2 separate regions of the Homo sapiens genome follow, and region 1 is linked to region 2. Evidence: read pairs that join two places in POLR2A ChIA-PET (ENCODE). Cell type or tissue: GM12878. All regions are shown on one strand.

What was found. Peaks named below come from ENCODE experiments on the same cell type or tissue, not always from the same donor. Only the 100,000 strongest peaks of a DNase experiment are listed, where the experiment ranks them.
Region 1: POLR2A ChIA-PET joins it to region 2 with 5 read pairs; 4 of 35 experiments call an interaction of 5 or more read pairs at or near these places.

The regions. Positions count from the first base shown.
Region 1 is chr5:134,875,950-134,878,449 of GRCh38, reverse strand. All of the region lies in intron 1 of TXNDC15 (thioredoxin domain containing 15), which reads right to left. Among named protein-coding and RNA genes, the nearest start is that of TXNDC15, 2.8 kb to the right of the region's middle. RefSeq lists an enhancer at 974-1,033. In GM12878, no CTCF peak of the experiment used is centred here; a DNase peak (open chromatin) is centred at 1,025; H3K4me3 peaks cover 1,592 bases; H3K27ac peaks cover 983 bases.
Region 2 is chr5:134,137,464-134,139,963 of GRCh38, reverse strand. It overlaps TCF7 (transcription factor 7), which reads right to left. Exons shown (of 10, transcript NM_003202.5): 4 at 1,800-1,905; 5 at 926-1,013. Among named protein-coding and RNA genes, the nearest start is that of TCF7, 24 kb to the right of the region's middle. RefSeq lists enhancers at 1-602, 1,194-1,303, 1,474-1,643, 1,654-1,723. In GM12878, no CTCF peak of the experiment used is centred here; a DNase peak (open chromatin) is centred at 1,453; H3K27ac peaks cover 2,500 bases.

The DNA.
Region 1 (2,500 bases), 740 kb before region 2:
ATCCATACTTTCCATAGGCAATACTGTGTGCTCATTTAGCAAATGGAGACAATACCACCAAAATGTAGAAAATTATGAGGCTACTGTGAAGATTAAATGAGAAAAGATGTGTATGGTCCCTGCCACAGGTTAAACACTCCATAAATGGCTGTGGTGATGATGATGATTATGATGAGTGGTGTTTACAATTCAAAGAGATGGAAAGGCACAATAACTAAGTTCTATTAATTAACCTGCACACTGGGCTTGCTGGTTCATACCTGTAATCCTAACACTTTGGGAGGCCAAGGCAGGCAGATTACTTGAGGTCAGGAATTCAAGACCAGCCTGGCCAACATGGTGAAACCCCATCTCTACTAAAAAATACAAAAATTAGGCCAGGCGCAGTGGCTCACGCCTGTAATCCCAGCACTTTGGGAGGTCAAGGCGGGCAGATCACCTGAGGTCAGGAGTTCGAGACCAGCCTGGCCAACATGGCGAAACCCCATCTCTACTAAAAATACCAAAAATTAGCCGGGGTGTAGTGACGGGTGCCTGTAATCCCAGCTACTCAGGAAGCTGAGACAAGAGAATCGCTTGAACCCGGGAGGCAGAGGTTGCAATGAGCCAAGATCGCACCATTGCTCCAGCCTGAGCAACAAGAGCAAAACTCCATCTCAAAAAAAAAAAAAAAAATTAGCCAGGCATGGTGGCGCATGCCTGTAATCCCAGCTACTCGGGAGGCTGAGGCAGGAGAATCATTTGAACCCAGGAGGTGGAGGTTGCAGTGAGCCAAGATGGTGCCACTGCACTCCAGCCTGGGTGACAAGAGCAAGACTCCTTCTCAAAAAGAAAAAAAAAAATTTCACCTGCTAAACACATTCACAATCCATCTACTTTCCCCATCCCAACTAACACTTCTCAGCAAAGGCCACAGCCAATTCTTGTCTGGGCAACTACTGTAGCCACCTAAACTGGTCTCCCTGGTCAGCCTGCTATCCCCCCTCCAGACCCTGACCTTCACAGCAATACAAGTGAAACTGAAAGATAAAAGGCATATCTGATCATGTCACTCCCCTGCTAAAACTCTTTCAGTGGCTTCCCCTACCCTGTGAATGCATCTGCATTCTGTAGCAGAGCTACCAGGCCCCAATGTGGCCTCTGTCTGCACTCTCACCTGTGGCCATCAGATCCCTCTAGTCCCTGATCATTTACACTCCTCCTATCCCCACCTGCCTTAGAGCCTTCCTGAGGGCTGTTTCTCTGCTGGGAAGCTTCCTCCTGCCAAATCCTTCATCCTCCTCATTCAGATCTCACCCTAAATGTCACCTCTGTAAGGACACATTCCCTGACCCTCAGACCAGGGTGGGAGGTCTCCCATTACAGTTCCCAAAAACGCCCTGGGACTCTCCTTGATGCATTTCTCAGTCTTGCAATTTTCTTAGTAATTTGTAGTTATTTAGTGGCTGCCTTCCCCAAAGGCCTGCTGCTCTAACTCACCACTGGATCCCCAGTGCTCAGCACAGTGTTTAGCATATGATGAGTGCTCAGTAAGAATTTGCTAGCTGACTGCCTAGGGAAGAGTGGCATAGGGGTATTGAAGCCAGGAGTTTGCTTCCATTCCTAGACACCTGGATAGCATTGCTACCTCCAGGTTGCTTAGTCTCTCAGGGCCTCAGCACCTGAGGCCAGCATAATCTGCCAGTGGCATCCTCTGCAGAAAAAAAAAAAAAAAAAACACCTCAGATTTTCAGCTACTCTGAGAAGAAATCAGCTGGTGAAGTTTCTTCTGTCTTCACCCCATTCATGGCCTGGCCATGATGACCAAAGACCCAAGCTGAACCCTGAATCAGCCAGGGTTCTGCCAGGAAACAGCACATTTAACTTGGGCAAGTTGAGGAGAGTTTAATGAAGGGACCACTAATGTGTAGGCTGGGTGCAGAGAAATGAAAAGCAATGGTAAGGAATTCCAAGGCCAGTAACAGTAGAGGAGGAGCCAGTTACCACTCATAGACCTTAAGAGTCTGGAGAGAGAAGTAGTCACAGAACCTTGAAACATCAAGGGTAACACAGAGGGCAGCTTTCTAGAATTCAATGCTTTCCACCGGGGGCAAAGCCAGCCTTCAATAACTTCTCAGGGAGGGAGCGGAGAGAATCAATACCCTGACCTCACTCTCCCCTCATTCCAACACAATGGAAGCAAGACGGTAGGACAGCTGGTATTTATTCCACACAGGACAGCCACACAGGGCACAGAGCACGGTGGAGGGGCTGAAACAGAAGATATCCAACCCATGCCATCCCCTCTGTGAGGCTAGCAGTTAAGTATAGTGAAAATGCAGAGGTTGGGCTCTGAAGTCAGGCAGACATGGGCTTGAATCAAGGCTCCTCAACTTCTGGCTGTATGACCTTGTCAAAGGACTTATTGGCTCTGAGTCTTAAGTTACTTCTATAAAATGAGCATGATAACATCTACTGCATATGCATTTAAAAATTACTAAGGCCAGGCACGGTGGCTCAA
Region 2 (2,500 bases):
TCCAGTAAGGCTGGGCTCTTGAGCATCTTGCCACGCTTTGATCCTAGGGGTATTCATGGGAGTAGTCTTAATTTGTATTCAGAATGGATTGTCCAAGGAGAAGCTGGAACGGAGGAGGGTGCTGACCATGGGTAAAGGGCAAGTGGGCCACAGGTTGGGCCTCTGGCCTGCCCGATCTCCTTGGGGAGCCAAGTTTTCCTGCTGTTGGGTGACTGCCACAGCCCAGCTCTCTGAAATAGGCTAGAGACCTGCGCAGCTCAAACTATCGTTGATGAGTAAAGGGCCAAGTAGCCTGCCAAGGCCCAACTCCAGCTGAGGACAGGCCCTTTGGCCCATAGTCAGGCCTACTGGCTTAGGGGGCCAGGCTTCCTTTTCCTGGTCCAGCCTTAAGAATCTCCAAGCAGGCTGGTCAGAGGCTTGGGCTTAAGCAGGCACCACAGGGGCAGGGAGGGACACTGCCCCTCAAGCAGCTCAGCCAAGGAAAGGACCAAAAGCAGTAGGCACTGAGGCCAGTGAGCTGAGAAGCAGCAGCCTCTCTGGTAGCCACTCATGCTGTCCCCTCCCTGCTCGGGCCCACCTTTCTTCCTCAGTTACTCATATGGCCCTGGAGGTCCCTTAGCAGCCCAGAGTTCTCCCATCTAAGGGGATCTCTTGGACACTGAGGGAGACAGGGCTGGGACCAGGGACCAGCTCTCCTGCCTCTCCAAAGGGAGTATGTCAGGCTCCCTGGGGAATGCAGGCCGGGGTACATGAGGACCCCTAGCTCAGAGCCAGGTTAGGACAGAGTTGCTGGCCAGCCCCTGGCATCTAAACAGAGCTGGCAGCAGGGTGGCCAGCCAAGAGGGATGGAGGAGGAAATGGAAGGGCAGGCAGGTCTTGGTCTGACCAGCACACGGTACCCCTTTCCCATTGGGCCCACACTCACCAGCTCACAGTGTGGGGGAGCTGCCCCATGCTGCCTGAGGTCAGGGAGTAGAAGCCAGAGAGGTCAGGGGTCTGCAGAGGCCTGTGAACTGCAGAGGAGAGAAGCTGAGTGAGTGGGCTAGCCTGACCTGGCAGGCCATATCAGCAGTTACTGCATCCTAGAACCTCCTACAGGGGCCTTAAGATCCCACCAGCTTTGCTAGAGGACCAGACATAAACTAGTTTATTCAGGAGGATCCCAGTGTGATAATAGTGCCCCTTTGACAGACAAGGGAACCCAGGGCAGAGGGCTGGGGTGACTTGCCTAAGACATTAGGGGGCCAGTAGGCAGAGCTGAAGTCACTCAGGCATGGAGGCATTGGGGCATCTCTGCTCGGGGGACTCCAGCCTAGCTTTCTGGGCAGGAGGCAGGCCCCTGGTCTAGGGGAGCCCAGCCTGGGGAGCCAAGGCTCCACCTGCCCCCCAGGGTTGAGTCAGCAGGTTTCCCACAGCTGACAATGAGGGATTTCAGAATGACTTTGCCTGAGGCTGAGGTGAATCAGCCATCACAACCACCACTTTCCATTTTCTCACTGAGAGGAGGAAAGGCTACAGTTTTACAGTTCTCAGCAATGCTGCCATACTGGCAGCGGGGTCACCCATGGGATTTAGGCTTCAACCTGAAGCCTTCACATTTTGACCTAGCACCACCTTTTCCAGTTTTCTGATGCCCTTATACCCCCAGTCCATCTTTCTGGTATTTTCTTTGGGCCCTTAGTTTGCACAGCCCCAGGTTCTCCAGTTATAAAATGGACCCAGCTACCTGGTCTCAGAAGCTGGGGTCTTGGCCCTTAGGCTCTGGTTTCACTGGGCCCCTCCCCATCCCAGGCTTGTACCTTGCTTCTGGCTGATGTCCGCAGGTGCAGGGGTGGGATGTGGGCTGTTGAAATGTTCGTAGAGAGAGAGTTGGGGGACACCGTGGGGGGGCTGATTGGCCTTGTGCTGAAAAATGAGAAGGAGGGTGGGTGAGTGTGGCGAGTCCTGAGGGAGGAAGACACTGGGATGAGGGTATACAGGAAGCCCAGCTGTCAAAGAAAAGTGGTGGCCAAAACCACAGGCCTCAGCGAAGGGGGTACCACTCAAGTCACAGTGTCCAGTACCCCGCCCACTAGCCCCCAAGACTTTGCCCAAGCAGTCCCACCCCCTAGAAAGCCTCTTGGTCTTTCTGGGCACTCAATTCCTGGAGGTGCGTCTCCCCTGTCCAGAAAACCCTTATTGGCCTCCTCATCTCAGGTTTGGCTTGTCTGGGAGGTTGCTTATAGCCTCCAGCCCCCTAAAGCAGGGCATGGCCTGAGGACCCAGGCCTACCCCAGCACACCCTGGAAGAAGCACAGCTATCTTTCCTCATCTTCTAGCCCCCAGTCTGGGGATTCTGAGTCTGACCATTTGTCTTAGCTCAGGCCTAACAGGATTTTCTGACACAGGGAAGGGCCCTCCTCAATCCCCTAAATCAGGGGAGATGGGGCCTGGCTTCCTCCAGGGCCATCCTTGCCCAGCCCCCGTACTTCCTGTTTCCTCAGCACCGCAGGACTCTTAC